Linked DNA regions of Homo sapiens: region 1 is linked to region 2. The links are chromatin loops, found by intact Hi-C in ENCODE. Cell type or tissue: HCT116. All regions are shown on one strand. Each heading gives the region's core, and the rest is flanking DNA. Links, peaks and the distances in the headings are about the cores only.

Region 1 (11,333 bases), core at 1,044-9,043, 1.6 Mb before region 2:
TTAACCTGGAAAACTTGAGATGGCAAGATGGGCCAAGGCATTACAGATGATGGGACTTAGAACTCTGGCCATTGCTCCACACAGCTTCACTTTGAAAGATGCCAGAACTTTAGAGGTGTTTTTAATTTTTCTGTGTTTACATCTATTTTTCAGAAAGTTGGGCTTTGTCACATTGTGGCTTCTATATCTAGAATAACAAATTCATAAATAAAATAGTGATGTAAGAAACTCCTTTTAACTGAGAGTTTCATAAGAAAATGCAAGCTCACTATTCATGTACATGTAAACAGCTGATAAAATATTGTATAAGTTAGTGAGAAGTGAGTTTCTTATATTTCCATTTTAAATTCTGCCATGAGATTTGTGTCCTCAACTGACAAAATGAAGAGTTACTATTAATATATACTGCTTTTCACATAATAGTGTATTGACTTTTCTTAAGCTAACCACTACCTATTTTTCCACTCTCATCTTTCTTGAATCCCCTATGTACCACCTATAATTAAGATGAACAGTACTAGTTCACATTTCCTGTACTTTATTGTCTCTATGGTTTGCTCATGCTGTTCCCATGCCTGAAATGCACACTTTGACCAACCAAATATATTTCTGGCTTTGGCTTTTGAGATTTCTGAGGCTTCCATTATGTCCCCAGCATCAGGATTATTTACCAAAACTGAATCTATTCTGTGACTTAAAGAAATCTGATCCTCAACTGTGTCTTCTTCTTATTAAATTTCTGTTTTGATTTCTTAATTTCTGTTATTGTATTTTTTATAACTAGTATTTATATTTACTTTTTAATAGTTTCTAGTTTTCTTCTGATATGTTATATATTGTTCTACAATTTCATGACAACTTGATTATAATAATATTCTCCGTTTCTATATTCTAGAAATTTTTCCTTGATGTTCAAAAATGTATTTTCTTTTCCATTATCTATAGTAATTTTTATTTAATGCCAAACATTGTATATGAAAAATGTTCTCTTGCTATGGATGATATTATATTCTTCCAAAGAGGGTGTAATTTTGCTTCTGGCAGGCTAGGTTAGGGATGAATTAATTAACAGTTAACCCTAGCAGTATGCAGATTTTGTGAGTTGTGACGGATGACTTACATCTTTCACTCATATTCCTAAGTTGTAATTCTTCAAGGTTTCAAGGTTTTCTTTTTCTTTTTTTCTTTTTTTTTTTGAGATGGAGTCTCACTCTGTCACCCAGGCTAGAGTGCAGTGGCACAATCTCGGCTCACTGCAAACTCCACCTCCCGGGTTTATGCCATTCTCCTGCCTCAGCCTCCCAAGTAGCTGGGACTACAAGTGCCTGCCACCAAGCCTGGCTAATTTTTTTGTATTTTTAGTAGAGACGGGGTTTCATCATGTATTAGCCAAGATGGTCTTAGTCTCCTGACCTGATGATCTGCCCGCCTCGGCCTCCCAAAGTGTTGGGATTACAGGCATGAGCCACCGTGCTCGGCCCAAGGTTTTTAACTGAGAGCCTGAGGTATTTGCCCAAAATCCTCCTCCTTGTTCACTTTGAACAATTATTTTGTCCCATCACCCTCATAAAATGGCCAGAAGCTCTGCCCAATTTCTCAGGCGTTAAGCTGCCATTTGCTTACCACCTTTCCAGTCTACCAGATACTACATGTTAATTGGCAAATGCCTCAAGAGGAAAAAATGCAATAAATGTTGGGCTCACCTCAGTGTGTTTTCCTTTAGTCCTTGATGTTTAAAACTTTCCTAAACCTAAATATGTCTAGACGATTGGCCTATCTATGTCAACCTAGTCTGACTTAACAGAAGTAGAAAAATAATTGGCAGCTTCTTGAGGACAGATTTCATGTATGCCTGCAAGTCTCCACTCTAACACAGTACCTTGCAGATGCCAACAAATGATTTAGAATGCTGTTCTACAGTAATAAATACCCATTTGTTAATTAACACTTTTCTCATTGAAATGTTAATTCAATATTACACAACCACTGTAATGAGAGAAATAATGCAAAGAAATATAACCAATTTATTAGCTCTCCCTAATTACTTTCCTCTTTCCATACAAACATAATTAAACCAATGTTAGTAGCCTTTGTATTTTCTCTTAGCCTATGCCCACACAAAATCGTATAAGTGTATATACATATACAGAATTTTGGTTTGTTTGTTTGTTTTAACAAAAATGGATCATTTTTTTCTCACTTGCTTTTTTTTTTTTCAATCTGAGAGCAGGTACTGTTTTATTAACTCACCAGATTAGAAAAATAATCGTGGTAGACACCTTAGTTCATTCTTCTGATAAGCCTGTTGATCTGTTCCTCCCTGTTGCCAGGATCATCACTTTCTACTAAATAAGCTGTCTTTTTTTTTTTTTTCATTCCACCTCATGGAGAGGATAATTTGAAGGGCCACAGGAAGTTGTCTGCTTCTTAAAGCATTTTCCAACAGTATAGATCTCATGAATCAGATCCTCCATGAAGATGATGCCAAGAGATCGAGCAATCAGTGTTACCTGTCAAAGCAATTTGCTTCTTATTGATTTTGCAATAACCATCCTTGTAGATAAGTTCATTTACTGACTTCAGATTTGGGTACCCCCATGTAATATATGGTCCTACAATCCTCAGAATGTTAAACGAAGCCTTGTTGAGCTTCATAAAGGTTCCACTGAAGATTTGATGAAGGTGAAGAAGCTGCAACACCTTTCGGATCTTTGGGCTCACATCACTGATACCTCCGATCCTGATGACAAACATCGTTTTGGGTTCTGCATGCAGGTACATAGAAGTTGCCACCTTTTTTTTTTTTTTTTTTTTTAGACGGAGTCTCGCTCTGTTGCCCAGGCTGGAGTGCAGTGGCGCGATCTCGGCTCACTGCAAGCTCCGCCTCCCAGGTTCACGCCATTCTCCTGCCTCAGCCTCCCGAGTATTTGGGACTAGAGGCGCCTGCCACCACGCCCGGCTAATTTTTTGTATTTTTAGTAGAGACGGGCTTTCACCGTGTTTGCCAGGATGGTCTCGATCTCCTGACCTCGTGATCCGCCCGCCTCGGCCTCCCAAAGTGCTGGGATTACAGGTGTGAGCCACTGTGCCCGGCCGAGAAGTTGCCACCTTTTCTTGCCATCCTACCTATCGAATTTCTGTGCTGTACATCTGTCTATATTCCTTGTAATAGTGCTTCTCTTTTTTCACAAATAAGCTTCCTCCTTGCCTTTTGAAGCATCTTTTGGGCAAAATTCTTTCTCAGGTGCTTGATCTTCAGCTCTACGAAATCCCATTGCTTTTTCTTAAGGGTTTCTGGCACAGCAGGAACCTCCTCCTTCTCTTTGACACCCTCCATGGTTTCAGCCATAAAACAGGGTGCTTTTCTTATTTTAAAACATATCCTCTGTTTCCTCCACATTAACAAAAAAGAGATCTGATTCCTTTTTATCATTTTAATACTATCTAATATGAATTATATCAATTTCAACACTCACATTAACCAACCATGTTGTGTTTTGTTGAGACAATGTAAAATTTTTATTTCAGGCTTCTATCAATATATATTTTTTTAATATTGACTCGAATATCTAAAAAATTCTTAAAGTTTATTTCAAAAGTTTAGTTATTTTAGATGGATAGGTAGTCAGGTAGATAGACTAATTGAAGGCTTATAAAATTTGTATCTTCTTTTGGTCACCATCTACTTTGAAATCTCTGTTCTGTTTCAGTTTTCTTTTAATCCAGAGTATTTTTTTGGATATGGTAGATTGGCACTATAATTTATGGATCATTTTTCATCCTCATAGTTTTGCCTTTTCTGGAATGTTATATTGCATCACCCTAGAAAGAAAACTCAAAAGATCTGGAAACCAGAGGTCTGTGTTCAAGCTATCCCTTTGCTAAAGTTCTAATTTGTACTTCCCTTTAATTTATGGATCATCAGTGTGTGTATACATCACAGCTCTCACTCTCAGGACAATTTCCAATGTATTCCATTTAATTATATCTTGATTAATTAGGTATATTTCCCCTCTATAATCCTTCTTCTAAACAATTCCCTGCTATCTAATTAGAGATGCCTAGAAACAGGGCCACCTCTACGGTCAGCAGGACATCAGGCAAATATTTGATACAGGGTCCTTTCTATATCTGCAACATGATTTTAAAATGCCTTATAATACTCATGGGTTTATATTAGGCATAGAGACTTATCATAAAGATGGTTTTTAATAGTGGACAGAAATTAGGCACTTATCAATTTATTTATTTTCCAGTTAGTGCATACAATTATTTTTTATGGTATCCAAACACCATCTCCTTCTATTCAGGTTCATGAATTATTTTGTGTGAGTTGTCAAATGACCATACAGGCTAATTTCATATTTTCCACCTTCAGAAAATAGAGGACATTATTGTTATTAACCACAATGTTGTGGCTTTTTAGAATCTGTTTGTATTAAAACAGTATCTTGCCTCTGCAAAATCTTAATACCATTGACTTAATGCTGGTCACATTACTACTTATGATGGTACATCATTCATTATGCTGCAAATGAATGCTAGTATTCAGTGGCTCTCTAAAAATTATAGCTAAGCATTACTGACAATTTCCCAGAGTATTCAGGAAAATATGAACAATTATTTTCTAGTCATGTTAAGTGTCCTATTGGAATTTTATAGCATAAACTACACATCTTCCACCTACATAGTCCTCATGATACAGTAGATTATAGTCACTGCATTCCTAGAATTTGATGTCTCTCAATGCTGACCATGCTGTTACCTTTCCCACACGGCCACAAGCAGGGAGGATAAGCAAGAGTCCACATGCAGAACAAAAAGAGCATCCCATTTGCCCAAGGTATATACATCCTTGAGTGTCACAGCTTAGTATTAAACTAGGAGAGCATGATGTCACCCATTGATGAAGACAAGAGGTATCTACTGGAGGCCCATTGGCATTGCAAAGTAACAGTCTTGAATGGCCTTAGAGAAGATAAGTATGACCACTTCTAGAAGACTGCCTGACACATAAGACGGAGCCAGTGAAGCAGGTAGAGGGATAGTCACAAACTACAAATATAAGGATACAGATCAGTTCAAAGTAAAATGATTGATAGAAAAAGATATACCATGTAAAAAATAATTGAAAGAAAGTAGTGTAGCTCTATTAATATTAAAGTAAAACTTAAGGAGAATAACTAGAGATTAAAAAAGAGATTTCATAATGATAAAAAGTCAATACAGTTGAAAAATACAACAAAATAAATGTCTATTTAATAAAATATCTTTAAAGAATATTTGAACCATGTGCTTGCAAATAAAATATGTGATTATGGAGTTATCACTGAATATGCCCATAATGTTTTGAAAATAGTGAGCTAACTTTGACCTTTTAAGTACTTGAGAAACACATTTGTCACCCACCTCTCCGCTGGTCTGGTTTCCCATTCCCCGAAGTGAGAACTACCTGCTTGAAATATACTCTGAGGTTATTGACTGTAATTCATGTAATTGCCACCAGATGGTAGTGGTTATCTGCTTAAAGTGTACACTGAACAATTAAAATTTCACAAATGTCAATATCAAGCAAAGGTATGGAGAAAACAACCACTTGCCCTTTAACACCGTAACCTAGTTAGTTGTACAGAATGTTTTATTTTACAAATACTTTAAGGACTTAATATGTCAATCTATTAGGAATCAAGAGGTGATACAACTCTTGCCTTCAAGGAGATTATGAACTAGTGGAACATACTGATGAGTCTACAGGGAATGACAATATTGTGTGATAAGAGCCTTGAGAAAAGAGAAGGATTCTATATAGCATACAAATCTGATCTGACTGAGGTCAAGGCTTTCTGCAAGGCATGGTTCTCTATAATATATGACCACTACCATCTGGTAGAAGCTATTGATTGCAGGCAAAGTATCAAAGAAAATTAATGAATAGTAAGAGTTAGCTGGCAAAATATATGAAAAGAAGAGTACTCCAAAAAGAGAAAAAACAAGTGCAAAGCCCCAGAGGTTTTGTGTGAGTGTGTCTGTGTGTGTGTGTCTGTATGGTACTAAAAATGATTTATGATGGCTGAGCACACAAAAAACAAAAAAATCTCAAATAATTTAATTAAGTTATATGGAAATATAACCTGGAACAATATTTAAAAATTGCGTAAGACCCCAGACCCTGACTATTTTGCAGGTACTTTTTACCAAACATTTAAGGAACGCATACTTACTACTTATCACTCTTTATAAACTTGTTCCAGCAAACAGAAGATGCAAAAAAGGATGATGGAATATCCAACTAATTTCAAGAGACTAGTTAAATTCTATTACAAAGTCAGATGTAAGAAAAAAAAATAAAGCTTATAGATTTAGAATTTCCAGGTTCTGTTCTGGTGCATAAGGAGCTTACAAGTCATTACTGCATCCTAACATATAAAAAGCTGAACAGACTAAAGAAATCAACAACTCATTTTAGATCCATCAGAGAAGTTTGATTACAGAACAAACTACTACCCTCCAAAATTAGCAAGATAAGTACAAAGAGAAAATCACAACTTAATGGCCATAAGCAGAATCCTCCCCTAGAACAAGTACTGGGGTAGGAAAACCTGAACTGTAATTGGTAAGTTGCTTTGGAAGCCTGAAGTAGAGAGCCTGAGAGATAAGTGCTCCAGAAGGACCCGGTCATGGGAAGGTGGGTGATATGGTTTGGGTCTGTGTCCCCGCCCAAATCTCATGTCAAATGGTAATCTCCAAAGTTGTAGGTGGGGCCTGGTGGGAAGTGATTGGATCATGGGGGCTAATTTCCCATTTGGTGCTATTCTTGTGATAGTGAGTGAGTTATCTATTATGAGATCTCATAGTTTAAAAGTGTGTCTCACCTCCCCCCATCTCTCATCTTCCTTCTGCTCTGGCCCTGTGAAGACAAGCCTGCTTCTCCTTTGCCTTCTGCCATAATTGTGTTTCCTGAGGCCTCTGCAGCCATGCTTCCTGTATAGCCTGTGGAAAAGTGAGCCAATTAAACCTCTTTTCTTCATAAATTACCCAGTCTCAGGTAGTTCTTTATAGCTATGTGAGAACAGACTAGTACAGTGGGGGAGGTCATACTTTTATGAGTTTTAACTCTACCAGGTCTCACTGTGAAGATCAGAGCAAAACCCTCTCGGGCTTCTAGAAGGAGAAGGGGAAAACAACCACTTCGAAACACCTCAGAGCATTCAGTTCTCCTTAATAAGGCCTGGCCTCAGGAGAAACTATTTTATCAGAGCCCAAACATTGTGGCTAACTAACATGGTGAAAGAGAAATATCCAACTCCAGCCCCCCTGTAGCAATCCTGTGCTACCAAAACAAGCTAAGAGCGCTTGTGAAATGCGTGGCCAAGGGGCACAGGCTTGCCAAAAGACAGACTCAAAAAATGCTTCCCCTCCCTGCACACCTTACCAGTACATCACTAAAGGTCTGTTCACCAGGGTTACTTTTACCCAATACATCCTGTCTACCTTTTGACAAAAAATTACAAGGCATACTCAAAGGCAAAAACCACAGTTTGAAGCAAGGCAGAGCAACCGTCAGAATCAGACCTAGCTATGGCAGAGAGGTTGGAATTATCAGACCATAGTTATAAAACAACTGTGACTAATATGCTAAAGGATCTCATGGAATAAGTAGACAACCTGCAAGAACAGTTGAGTAATATAAACAGGAATGAAAACTCTAAGAAAGAATAAAAAGAAATGCAAGAGGTCAAAAACATTGTAACAGAAAGAAGAATGCTTTTGATGGGTTCATTAGTAGACCGGCCATGACTGAGAAAAGAATCTCTGGGTTTGAGGATATATCAACAGAACTCCGAAAACTGAAAAAAAAAAAAAAAAAAAAGAGAGAGAGAGAGAGAAAAGAATGAAAAAATCGGAACAGAAATATCCAAACTGTGGGGCAACAAAAGGCGTAACATGCACAAAGTGGGAATACCAAAAAAAGAAGAAAAAGAGAAAGAAACAGAAGAAATGTCTGAAGCAACTGCAAACATGCATTGCTTAATGATGTGAATACATTCTTGGAAGTGCATACAATTTTATCATCATGCAAATACCATAAAAGTATTCTTATATAAACCTAGATGTTATAGTCTACCACATACCTAGGCTGTGTGATATAGCCTATTATACCTAGGCTACAAATCTGTAAAGCAGGTTACTATAATGATTAGGCCATTTAACACAACAGCATTTGTGTAACTAAACATAGAAAAAGTACAGTGAAAATATTGCATAAAAGATAAAAAGTGGTATATCTATATAAGGTACTTATTATGAATGGAGCTGAAAGAACTGGAAGTTGCTCTGGATGAGTCAGTGAGTCATGGTGAGTGAATGTGAAGAAACAGGATATTAGTATACACTACTATAGACTTTATAAACACTACATTTATATTAGGCTACACTAAATTTATTTTAAAAATTATTTCTTTAGTAAGTTAAACTTAGTTTACTGTAACTTTTTTGGTCTGTAAATTTTTTATCTTTTTAAAAAACATTTCAACCCTTATAGGAATGCTTAGGTTAAAACACAAACCCATTGTTTAGCTGTACAAAACAATATTTTCTAATTTAAAAATTTTTAATCTTTAAATTTTTTACTTTTTAAAACTTTTCTTCTTAAAGTTGAAGGCAAAAACATACATATTAGCCTACACAGGAGTAGAATTATCAATGTCACTGTCTTTCACCCCCATACCTTGTCCCATTGGAAGGTCCTCAGGGGAAATAACAGGCATGGAGCTCTCATCTCTTATGATAACAATGCCTTCTTCTAGAATACTTCCTGAAGAACCTGCATGAGGCTATTCTACCATTAACCATTGTTATATAAATAGAAGGAGTGCACACTAAAATAACAATAAAAAGTATAGTATAGTAAGTGCATAAACCAGTAACAAAGTTTATTATTATTATCAGTGTTATCTACTGTACATAATTGTATTGCTATACTCTTAAATGACTGTCAGCTCAGTAGGTTTGTTTACCTCAGTATCAACACAAACAATTGAGTAATGCATTGTACTACAACTTTACTAAGGCTATAGTTTTGGTAGGTAATAGGATTTTTTTCAGCTCCATTATAATTTTATGGGACAATCATCATATATGCAGTTCATCATTGACCAAAATGTCATTATGCAGCACATAACTGTATATTTTTCTCTCTCAGTTCCTTACTCCACAACTAAATTTTAGTCTTTATTCACTACTGTTCTATTCAATGGTCTATTTTTATCTGATAAATTCTTTAACTATTTTGACATATTTTAGCAGTGTTTCAAAGGCAGTCATCTTTATATCTTACTTATTAAAAAATATTTCATGTGCTTTGAAAAAGATCCTTTTCTAATATGTAAGTTGATGTATGTAAGGAATAAATAATAGGTGGTCATTGGTTATTCATTTCATTAACTGCCTTTACTAAAAAGAACACAATTATTTAACTTGACTTCTATTAAATATTTTCCAGAATGTGTGGTCTTTGTACTTCCTGTATCTGTAAAAATATAAGATGTAACATAGCATAACAAATACCATTACCAAAGGTTTAAGAAAAAAAAGAGGGTTAGTTAATTTGAATGACAACAACAAAAAGAGTTTTCAGAGCACCATGACCTTAACAGGAAGCAAATAAGGAGCTTCTGATAATAGTACTCAGTGACACATTTTCCAGTCCTGTTTTTTTCAAAAGTGTTTATTTGGTAATAAAAAAATTTTTTAACCACAAAAGTTAGCTAAAATAAAGGGCTCAGAAAATGAACAGTTCAGATCTTAGGATTAATTGATTAAATGACAACCTGTTACATTTCTTGAAAAACAGAACCTCATTGATTCATCTTATTGGATTAGAACTGACATTAGAACTAACCTGAGCCAGATTACCTGACAATCTTATTGTCCCTTTGTCCACATCACCTTTGCAAAGAACCTTCCTCACACTCAGTCCTGGAGAGGCAACTCTGATTACCAACTCCCAGTTCCCACACCAAAGGCGATTGATGGGGTATGTTTTTGGAATTTCTAGTATATTTTATACTCTTTTTTTGCCTGGCATTCATACTCATCTACACACACTTATAGTATTTCAAATATGTGTCTAAAACAGATTACAACTCTAACTCTACAGACAGCTTCAAATGTATTCATATCAAAGATACAACGCAAAGATTTGAGAAATGAAGGAGCAACATTTCTCAGAGTATACAATCTTCCGGTTATATCCATTCCTTTTCCAATTTTTTTTTGGACTGGATATACTAAAAGGCCTTACTATCAAACTCTTAATTAAAATTCAATCATTCCAGTACAGATGATTGTAATAAACATGATTATTTACAGAAAGAGAATAAAGACAGAAACTCTGGGAAAGAAACCCACATCAGTAATGAGACCAGAATATATCTTATATACTAGAACACAGAATTTAAAGGCATATAAAAAGACCAACAAATTTTCAGGTGCATCCATTTATTCATATCCATTTATTCAGTCACTGTCCTGAAAGTGAATTCCTGGGTCTGCAAATGTGGCTGCTCCAGATTCTGCCTAGTGGGAGTGTTTTTATCTCCAATTTTCTTTGTGGGTACATCCTGGGAAGGGCAGGATACTTTGAGCTACTGATAATCTTTATTTTTTTCTGTACACCAAGCATAGAAAAAGTTTGATTTGAGGGGGAAAATATATCTCTGACGATAAAACATGACATTTTTCTGCATAACTGTAGTAGGTACCTGATTTTATTGATGAGATTCTTTTGGTTGTAACAGAGACACAGAGATGCTGTCTTGGGTAGCTTATCTTGGGATCCTCCCACCATTCGGAGCCATTAGAGCTAAATTTCTAAACTTCTTTTACTTGGCAGCAACCAGACTGTTTGATTTTTCCACTTTTAATGGATGTTGCCTCAGTGCACTGACTGAATAATATGTTCCTGGGGTACCCTTATTTCCTAACATTTAAAAATGTTGTTTAAGTCTCATGACACATTACAAATTCCAAGCCCAGGCTCACAATGATCAGATTCTTTTTTTGCTTGTTTGTTTGTTTGTTTGTTTGTTTTGGATAGTTTACGGTGCACTATCACTTAGGTCAATTGAAAAGCTTTTCCTATGTTTTATTTAATTTCATTTTTTTTCTCTTTATGCACACCAAATCCCAACTCTAATATGCTTATTAGGGGATCTTGTAGATCTATGTATCCCTAGCAGAATATAAGCACCATGAGAATGGCAATTATATCCTGGCAAATAGTACACATCTAACGTAGGTTTGGTTGTTGGAGAGAGAAAGTGTAGGGGAAC
Region 2 (11,333 bases), core at 2,677-10,676:
TGCACTCCAGCCTAGGCAACAAGAGTGAAACTCCATCTCAAAATAAATAAATAAATAAATAAAAATAAAAAGACATTAGAGGAAAGTGAACATGATTGTCACTAATTGATACGACGTACAATTATGTGGTCTGTCATAACTGGAACTTACGCTGTTAATAATGGTTAAAACTTATTAAAGTTGAGGACAAAATGTAAATTTAACAACTGGTATAAGTCGTGCAAAGGCAAGAGTTTTGAAGAAATAAGAATAGTGAGTTTAGATAATAACCAACAGATTAATGAAGGACAGAAATGTAAATTTTCTTTTGAAATATGAGTAATATTCATATTAACATTCAAGGAAATAGCTTAATATATATATTTTTTGTTGTCATAAGACACAGAGGCAAGAGGTTTTATGAAGACTCTTGGAAAATAATTTCAATTATTTAAGAAATTGCCAAGGGAAGTTAAGATAATAAAAATCAAATAAAAATCAAATTGTGTGTTAACTAAAACATCACTCTTAACACAAAATGGAAGAACAACTGGGACTTGAGAAAGAGATGTTCTACATCTACTAAAAAACCTTCTCTTGGGGAGGCGCGGTAAAGTCTGCAGGAAAAGAAGGGACATTTAAGTTAGGAGACTTCGATATTTCTAAATAGACTGTAGCCAGGAAAGCACATGTATACACTGGGATTTACAGAGAATATACATATCTAACATGCAAGACTGGAGAGGCTCCAAACCCAGGAATGACTAATGCTAAAAGCAGCCTTACTAAACTGCCACAGCATTTAAGTAATATTTAAGTAATACACATCATGAATTTAGAATGCTGAAAAATTAAATTAAATTAAATTAAAAGGCTGGGAAGACCACTGATCCCTAAGCAGCAGCATTCTTTTTTTTTTTTTTTGGAGACGGAGTTTCGCTCTGTTGCCCAGGCTGGAGTACAGTGGTGCGATCTCAGCTCACTGCAACCTCCGCCTCCCGGGTTCAAGCAGTTCTCTGACTCAGCCTCCCGAGTAGCTGGGATTACAGGCAGCCACCACCATGCCTGGCTAATTTTTTGTATTTTTAGTAGAGATGGGGTTTCACCATCTTGGCCAGGCTGATCTTGAACTCCTGACCTTGTGATCCACCTGCCTCGGCCTCCCAAAGTGCTGAGATTATACGCGTGAGCCACTGTGCCCGGCCAGCAGCAGCATTCTTAAGCTGTATTTTCTTCTGTGCACTTTAGGAGTATGCTCCAAAGAGTCTCCCAATAGTTCTGCTCTTGCATTCATCAGAGCTAAACTACCCACTATTTCTGAATCTGAATTTGTCTAGTTGGAGAGAGGCTTACAGAGAGTTTGCAAGGTAGAAGGCGACCCACTACAATGATTCCCAAAGAAATGGGTTTTGGAGTCAATACAAGCGGTTGAACCAGGAAACATGCCATTTATTGTCTCTGTGACCTTCGGCCTCCTCATTCATGAAAAGGAAAAGTACTAGCACCTATGTCAAAAGGGGCTGGGATACTTAAATGAAATATTATATGTAAAATACATAGCACAGTGCCTAGCATACAATACATGCTTCATAACCATCAGCTGATATTATTACATGCAATTTGTCTGTTTTAAAGTACATGAAAGTGTTCTGCAAATAAAATAAGAATTATAGTTATACAGATGTTGGAGTAAAAAGCATAGGTAAAAGGAGGTATTTAAGATTGTACTCTCTGGTGACTGTGTTGGTAAGAGTCCTATTGGAATCAGTCTCAGTAATAATTAACCTTAAAACTCAACAGTGCCCAATGTTCAGGAACCAATGCTTAGTCTACTGTATAAACATTCATTGTGGGTCTAAAAATCTCCACCTTTGAGTCAACTCAGGTCTCTTCAACATACTTTAAAGGACTTTAATAAAAGTTAAATATTTAACACTACTTTGTTGAATCAGTGATGAATTCATGGATATGTATTATAGTACATACATTTGAAATGTCTCATAAGCAAATTTAATGTGAAAAATTAAAGAACCATTTATAACTGTCTTCAGCTTTTACTACCAACAAACATTTACTTTGTTCAAATTATGACTACATTTTAAAAAGTGGTAGAGATTAAAATTTATTAAGTCTAAAGGCTTTACAAAATGAGAAAACACAGAGGTTTCTACTTACTAGGGGAAACTGCTTTGGTTAATCATTAGAGATGTTCAATTATTTACTTTAGTTAGAGTCACTGATAAGTCTGCTTGCCATTAATGAAAACTGCACTTCTAACAGGAATGCACATCACTGAATTTTATGGTCTGTAAAAAGGAAAATACCACAAGGAGAAACAGAATCTACTAATGAAAGTGGCAAGGTCAGGTTGAAAACCATGCCAGATTGTTAATCCCCCAGAATTCACACCCAGATCAGAATTTCCTGATTCAAAATCCAACTAAATTTAGCTGAAGAAAATAGAATCAAACGGCATTCAAGAGATTTACTGAATACTTGCTCTGTACTAGTTATTAGATCACTTATTAATCATAGTTGAATTATAAAAAGTGGGTCATTGAAATTGACGTATCCTGGATTAAAGAGTTAAATGAAAGAATACATATGGAAAATAAAAACACTCAGGGGATAGAAACATAGAGGCTCAACTTCAATAATGTTAAATGTTTCTAATAGAATCTGTTGGTTCTGTTTATGATTTTCACAGGTGGAAAAGGGTGGGGTTAGTGGAGAGAATGTAAACAATCCCTTGAAATTGTCTTAAAACTCATGTTTTGTTTTTCAAGGGACAGACTCACATTATTCTTCTCCAACCTGGACATTCACAATAAACACTATTAAATAGTATAAAATATCTTATAAATTGACATTAATTTATGGTATTTGCTATTGTGTCCCAATAACTGAACTTTTCATATATCTGAGGGTCAAGTTTTAACTCTTAACTCTTGATGGAAGAATGTTAAAAAATTTTTACAACTTAGACAAGCAAGTCAATTTTAAAGTGTCATTATTATATATATTATTATTACACTATAATAAATGTAATTTAGAAGAATGAGGTCTTGTATTGAATTTGCAAAATAAGCTGTGAGTTTTTATCACAATTAAATCAGTTTTATGGTTGATGTGATAAAATTAGCTCAATCTCACAAGACACAAATAATGTATATAATGATGAGGAAAAAAATCACTAAATCCCAAATAAAAGTCGCCTCATAGAAGTTTTGGTGTCCACTGTTATATGTGTATCTTTTTACACCTGTATATACATGATGCACATAGATACACACACACACGTGCATGCAAATTTTGGCTTGTATTGTATGAAAGCATACTTGCCAGTTTCTTTGTTATATTATTGTGATTTGTAAAAATAAAATGTTATCTTTTGGTGGGGTGGGGGAAGTTTATTTCTGATGTCCTGTATCTCCCTGTGCTACATCCTTTTCCTCTTTGGATGGCACTTCCTCCACACTCCTGAAAATCTAGGGCTTATGCATTCTATTTTCTTATTCTCTATATAAACCTGTTTTAAGATTCTTCACTGATGGCATAGAAAATCTTAGCCTGCCTAGGTTTTGTAGATTAAGAAAAGTCATATAACATCAGAGTGAAGGGGTATAAGGAATAGAGGTGGCATGTCAGATCCCAGACAACTATAATAACGAGAGAAGAAATAGGTCAGCAGTACCAGGGCCTGGAGCTCTTACATCTACACTAGGCCAGCTATCACTATGTGGACAATTTTAATGCTGCTCCTACCAATCTGCTGAAATAAATATTATGAGAGGAAGCAATGAGGTTACAGCTAGGTTCACTTATATGTGATCTAAATACCACCACCAACAGTAACTTGTACCTTTTTGGTTAATAAAATTAAACCCATTCAGGGGATTCTGAGTGGCCAAGCTTGCCACTAGATTTCTCTTAAAGTCATCTACTTTAAAACTCATTATTAGTCAATGGTAACATGGTTACCATGGTTAACAAACTCATTAACCTAAGCATGTCGTCATCAAATATCAAGTCTTTTACCTCTTTTTAGTAATGCAATACCTATGCAATTGTGTTAACTTTTGTGTTACAGTCAGGAGTTTGGGAAGAAAGATGTCAGTCAATGTTTTATTTTGTTATTGTACTTTAAGTTTCTGAAATCCTCAGAGGAGTAATGCCAGGATTAGACACCGTCATCTCGTTAACGTTGATCAAACCAAAACAAGCACGTTCATCTGTTAGAGGCCAATTTTAAAAAATAGCAAAATAGCATAATTTTGTAATACTAGAGTTGGAAGAGACTTTGGGAAATTTAATTACACAATCTTATTCTACAGAGGAGAAAACTAAGTCATAGAGAAGTTCAGCAAAGGTGAAGGAAAAAAAATGACAACGGCAAAGAAGAAGATAATAGACCTATTAGTAGAATTCAGGAGTCTCTCTCTCAGGCCAGGTCAGGACTTCTTCTTTCCAGCCCTTGTCTAGGCACAATAGAAAGAAACACACACACACACACACACACACACATTAAAAAATCCCATGTTATTCCCCTGTAAGTTTTTTCCATTTGTCTTCCTGAGGCAATCCGTGCTTTCATCAACCCTATGATACTCTGATAAAGTATATAAACTAAGTCTTACTCATGATAATCCTCTGCATACAGCATTTAGTAAAAGCCCAATGATGAGGGTCTAGCTCAATGGTACATCTTGGATGAAAAAAAAAAAAAAAAAAACCAGGATGAACCACCAGAAAGCAGAGCTCAGGATCAAGTTTAAAAGACAGGGAATGGTGGTAACCATGATTCCCTGTGATCACAGTGATGAGGATAGAGGTGTTTTTAGCCACAGGGTAGGAGAATGTGAATAATCTAGAAGTTAACCGAGTTTAGGACCTATACCAGAGTGAAGCTACAGTCAATCAAACAAACTGGGGCCAACTCAGTTCATCCAGAAAGGCAATTAAGGCTGGGAGCAGGCTTATCCCAGGGACACCTTAAGGTTATCACTGTGGCTCCAGAAAAGAGGCCTGCTTCTATCTGCCCTGGCCTCTGTTAACACATGCTGGTTACCAGAGAAATGCAAATCTTCCCATGAGGTCACAAACATCACAGAGATAGAGAGGCTAAGTAAACTTCATACTGGTAAAGTAAGCCTCCTAACAGTAATTATTTTCAATACTATTTTATTAACTCAGCATGTTATTTTAGAGAGGTACGACTTTTTACATACTAATAGACAAGAATGAGAAATCCATATTAATTCCACAAATGACCTACTGCTCTTTGAATAATATATTTTTCCTTAAAGTTTAACAACTTATTAATTCCTCATAATTCATAGTTCTTTTAGGCTAAAACTGTCAGAAACCTAAAATGTAATGGCCCAGAGGGTTGTCATAAGGATTAAATAAGTAATGTTCTTAGAGCCTTGTCTGAAACATTAGTAAGCATTATATAAGCATTCACCATTGCTTTTGTTATTGTGATTATGACCCTTTGAAAATCTGATGAAAACTACAGTGGCAAAGTATGTATTATATCTAGGAAAGCCTTAAAAAGGGGAGCAGATTAAATATTATACTGTGTTGGTACATTTCTCTACTGAATGAAACCAGTCATATTTTTGGAAGTATAGACAGCTGTATTCTGTACAGCAAACTGCAAATGCCATGGTAACCACTGTTCCTAGGCAATTGTAGAATTATGCATGGTGGTCCACTTTCTATATAATAAATATAAGAGGAAAATGGAGGGGAAAATAAAATATAACAACCTGTGTAAAAATCTAAAAAGGGGGATGTTTCTTAAACATTGCAAATACATACTCTATTACAACAGAGGGTACAACCTTACATACTCTATGTAAAATAACTAGGATTAAAATTAAGTAAAATAGCAAAATATGTACCTGTACATTTCATAAGTATATGACAATACATCATCTTATCTGCTTATAAACCATGATATATATTAGAATATAAAATTGCATAAAAGATGAATAATGTAAAACATTTAAAAAATTAAGTCAGTTATTTTAAAACTAACACTCTAGGTATTAAATTTCACTTGCATAATACTAGATGGCAAAGAGTTTCCGTTTCTCAATAGTTGAGTGTTTGTCTGAAGCAGGATGCAAAATGAGATAAAATAAAATGCCCAGTGAAGATCATTTCTTACAGTGTTTCCAGCCACAATGTAATATCCCAGAGAAAATGATGTGCCATCCCCGTAGCCAGGAGAAAAATTGATTGCTGTTGTATATCCATCATTCCAAGCAGCAGTCACACCAAATGTGCCAAATGAAAAATTCTCCAAAAGGTTCTGTGAATTCTATGGGTCAAGATTACCAAATACTTTTCCCTGACTCTTCTTCCACTTATTCAAATGTAAAATCAGCTTATGAGGCTAATTTGTCAATAAGACCAGAACATCCTTTGGCCATTGATTTTATTAAATGTGCTCTTCATAAACTCTTGGTCAGCAGATACGGTGCAGAAACTAGATTTCTGAACTTAGATTTATCTGAGAATTCTAAGTCACTTTCAATTTAAGTCAATGTAATCGAATTTCTGACTTCCCATTTCACAAATGACAATCTTATCGTAAATAACTGTGTACATTTTATATAAGAATATATGTTATATGGTTCATATAAATAAAGCATGATCTATTATATGTCTTGTTGCACAAATGGCATTTCAAATCATCAGGAAAAATCATATTTAAAAAATGCTCAAAAACTACCAAGAAATACTGCCAGAAAATTTCTAATGGGAAAGTTTTCTTTTCAAATGAACATTTTCATAGAAGATGATATATTCACCTTCATAGGAAAAATGACATGAGACTTGAAATAATGTGAAAGAGGGTACATAGAAATTTAGGGATTTGAAAGGATACTGCAGCAATAATAGTAAAATATGTGTTCTTCAAAATGTATTCTTTAGATGGAAAAAATAATTTTAGATGCAGAAATATTCTAAGAAAGCTTGGGTTAAATCATTTGCTAACTTGGATCTTTGCTATCTCGGCTAACTTTGAATAGTCTTTGGAAACTGCACAGTTAGTTTGTCAAAATTAGCTCAGCAAATCAACAGCCTTTTATGTGAGCATTTTCAGTATAAGCTCTAAAAAAACACCATCCATATACTTTAATTTGCTAATATTGAGAAATATCTTAGAAGAATGAGGCAAATTATTAAATATAGACAGCCAAAAAATATAAAATAAATGTGGTTGACAAAATTTTTCCTAAGCTACAGATTTACTGACATCAGTAAACCTTGACTAAGGCAAACATAGTTTCTGTGGCTCTTAAAAGAACAAGAAAATGCATTAAAAACTCAAAATGAATAAAATTGCTAATTATAAATCCCTTTGTCATGTGTTACTGACATTTATCTCTCTAGCTTTATTTACCCGCATGAATAAGCATTTTCTACTTCTCATGCAATGTAACTATTTCCAATATTTTCTTTCTGCTTTATTAAAATGTGCTTTGGAGAAAAAAAATGGAAAAATTAGAATACTGTACTTCTGTCAAACAGCGCACCCTTGTGGTTTATTTTGTATCCTGAACAATAAAAATTAAATAAAAGTGTCTAAAATTCACATACTTAGAACCAATTTGGTCATACATATTTTTCTTCCAAGTTATGTTTTCCTCAACATGCTATCATTTTCAATCACTAAAAATAGTGATATTTTACATTTTCAAATTGAAAACTAAATTGTTAAAATAGATACAAACGTTTATAGTGATAATGACCATCTTTGATTTTAAATTTAAAACAAGCAAGCAGTGAAATAAGTATGATTCACTTGTACGTTCATATGTTTTGCTGAATTTCCTGAATATTTGCATCTGGCTATATAAACCACATTTTTACTATTTTAAAATTCATTATTATTTTTTAAAGACACAGTCTCACCCTGTCACCCAGGCCGGAGTGCAGTGGTGAGATCACAGCTCATTGCAGCTTTGAATTCCTGTGCTCAAGTGATCCTCCCACCTCAGCCTCCTGAGTAGCTGGGACTGCAGGCACACACCAACATGCCTGGCTGATTTATTTTATTTTATTATTTTTTGTAGAGGCAGGGGTCTTACTTTGTGGCCCAGGTTGGTCTTGAACTCCCGGCTTTTAAGTGATCCTCCTACCTCGGCCTCCCAAAGTGCTGGGATTATAGGCATGAGCCATCAAGCCTGGGCTATAAACAATTTTAATTCAAGGATCAATTATATTTATATGCATTATGCAATGTACAGTATAGTTTAGTTGGACCTTAAGTTTTCAATATAACCTTATCTAAATTCTGGCTTTTCTATAAAAGCTTAAGAAATATATTGCTAAAAATTACATGGTCCAATTACCATAAAAGTAAATGTAAGCAATCTTTAAGTTAACCACGTACTTCTGAAAATTTACCAGATATATGAATGACATACTAAAATTTTACGATATAAGTGTGACACATTCTCATTGTATATACTATACCTGGCTATGAAAGCAGTGATTAATGTTTACTTATCAATTCTCTTGAACACCTACCATGTTACAGAATTTTGCTGGAGAACACAATTCCTGCCTTCTGGGTGGGGAAAAGAAAAAGGTAAAATTTAACAATGCTGCAAGCATTAAGCCATAATACAACCCTAAAGTTTATCTTTAGAGGATGAGGTAAGTAAGTCATGTTATACCCATCAATTTAATATTATTCAATCCTTCGAAAAGGGAAGCCCTTTATGAACTGCTAAGAATATCCAGAATAAATAATTCCATACCAAGAAGTAAAGTATAACATGCATGTAGTATATGGCCACCTGAGGAAAAAAAATATTTAGCATGAATATTGGTTTTAATATGCATACATTATCTCTGGAAAGACACACAAGAAACTGTTAACAGTGGTTGCCTCTGGGCAGGAGAACTTGGTGGGGGATAGGGAAGGAGAATTTTTACTGTATTCCTCTTTTTATCTTTAGAATAACATATAAAACCTATACATAATGCAAATTAAGAGAAAATAAAAAGGGACAAGAGGAACAAATTCAGAGAAGGTAAAGATTATTCTGCGCTGGCATCTTCAGAAAACTCTCCATGAATCTGATAAAAGAATGGACATCCTTTGGATGGGTAAGTAGAAATGAAGAAGATGGAAGTGGGGCCATTCCATTCTGAAAAGATACAGAACACAGGATTTTTGCATCAGCAACAATAAGTCAAATCTTCTGGTTAGAGATAGAAGTATCCTATCCTATCAATGAGGAGGCATTAAAAAGTTTAAAAGTAAAATTGTAATCATTCTGTAGAGGATCTTGGATGCCCAGAAAAATGACAACAAGCTATGCAAAATTTCTGAACTGAGAAGTGATAATTAAGAAATACAAATGCAGCAGCTTGCCACGTTGAGAATTTCAAAGACACATTAAGTACTGGTTTTCTCTTTATACTCTGTCCTGGATTTCTCTACAAAAGATGTCAGCAGAGGGAATAAAAGACATCATGAAGGGAGACTGAATGAAGGATTTGTCTCTAATTAGATGTAAAAAGAAAAAAAAACAAAGATGAACTTGAGCTTTTCAGTCTGGTGAAAAACAATGATTCGGATCTTAAATACGTCTTCCAGGTAGTCATGAGTCAATAGCAACTGTGAATTCAAATTGCAACTGGAAGAATACCGAGACTGGAATTACGAAGTTGATGTACAGTTTCCTAGGGCTGCCCTAACAAATTACTGTGACTGGGTGGCTAAAAACAACACAAATGTATTCTTCCACAGTTCTGAAATACAGAAATCTGAAATCAAGGTGTTGGCGGAGTCATGCTCCCTTTGAAGGCATTAGGGAGAACCCTCCCTTGCCTCTTCCAGCTTCCACTGACTCCTGGTAATGGTTCGCTGTGGCAGCATAATGCCAATTTCTGCCTGTCTTCACACGACCTTCTCTGTGTCTCTCTGCCTGTGTGTCTCCTCTTCTTATAAGGATACCTGCCACTGGATTTGAGCCCACCTCAAATCCAATATGAGTTCATTTCTAGATCCTTAAGTACATCTGCAAAAATTCTATTTCTAAATAAGGTCAGAATCACAGGTTTTGGAAGGGTTAGAGCTCAGACATACCTTTTGCAAGGAACATATTCAAACCACTACAGTTGAGAACCATCAGCCCACAAACTCAAAAAAGAAGAGATGTCTTCTCTGAATAAGTGCAGAAATATAGACCAAGACCATGGATTTAGTACCTCCAAATTTAGAAAATGAATAAAAGAAACAGTGACAAGAAAAAAAAAATAGAAGAGGGCTGAGATATAAGAAGAGGTTCAAGACCAAGGAAGAAAAAGACAAATCAAGACCAAGGGGGTAATTAACCACATCAAATATATCAAGAAGTTAGTTGCAGAGATGCCTAGGAAGGTATGAATTTTTGTGTGCACTACAGCTTTATCACTAAGAATTTTTGCAATGAATAAATAAAAAATGGTTCTTCAGCTTCTCTAGGGAAAGACAAATAAGTCTGGGTCCTACTGAACAATACATCAAAGAACTATCCAGATGTCCAGATCAAAAGAAAAAATAATTAGAAAATTGTATAAAGATGTGTAGTTTGCCAAAGGCAACATACTAAAAAAAAAAAGATTACTTAACACAGGGGCAGCAACTGGTCACAGAGCAGAGGGAGAGAATCAAAAGAAATAGCTTTCAGTGAGGTCACTGGTGGCACAGCCCAGAATTTTAAGAAACAGACTATTAGAAAGACAACATAGACCTCTTGGGGAGCCAAGTACAAAGGAAGTTTACTGAAATAGATTGGATGAGGACAGCTGGAATAAAGATTTGTGAGCATGGGCTAAAGTATATTTCTATATATATTAATATATGCAAAAAGGTAGCTACTCAAGAGTATAATTTACACTCTTCTATGATACAACAACCCTAAAAATGCTACTTCTTATTGTGAATAAATTTAAAAGGGCTACAAGCACAAAATAAAGTCTTTGGGACCCTGACTTGACCCCTGCTTACCATGCTTAATTTCAGTCTCTGTTTCTTGCTCATGTCCAGGCAAGCCATCGTGTTCACATTCCTGCGTCTCTTAACAGGGTTCCTTGGCCTAATGCACTCCCACACATATTTTAAGAGTGAACTCAAGAATCATCTCTCCGTGAAGATTCTCCCAACTCTCAAGCAGTTACCCTGCAAATTCTTTGTCAGTATGTGACTCTATAACTTGACAAAAACATTATCCTCCTGATTTGTGAGATTGGATGAGATTTTATAAGATGAGATTTTATACCACAAATACTAAATTAGACAAGAAAGTCTTCATAGAAATAAGAAACTTAATAGATAATTTTCC

Evidence for each region. Peaks named below come from ENCODE experiments on the same cell type or tissue, not always from the same donor. Only the 100,000 strongest peaks of a DNase experiment are listed, where the experiment ranks them.
Region 1: a loop joins it to region 2, with 4 times the contacts of the local background. A loop is called at or near these places in 12 of 110 quality-filtered maps.

What each region holds. Positions count from the first base shown.
Region 1 is chr2:163,149,971-163,161,303 of GRCh38, forward strand. It overlaps the pseudogene RPL7P61. Among named protein-coding and RNA genes, the nearest start is that of KCNH7, 320 kb to the left of the region's middle. In HCT116, for the core only: a CTCF peak has its summit at 5,515 (motif pointing right); a DNase peak (open chromatin) is centred at 5,541.
Region 2 is chr2:164,709,679-164,721,011 of GRCh38, forward strand. All of the region lies in intron 7 of COBLL1 (cordon-bleu WH2 repeat protein like 1), which reads right to left. Among named protein-coding and RNA genes, the nearest start is that of SNORA70F, 28 kb to the left of the region's middle. RefSeq lists an enhancer at 2,106-2,250 and a cis regulatory region at 2,171-2,184. In HCT116, for the core only: a CTCF peak has its summit at 7,531; a DNase peak (open chromatin) is centred at 7,513.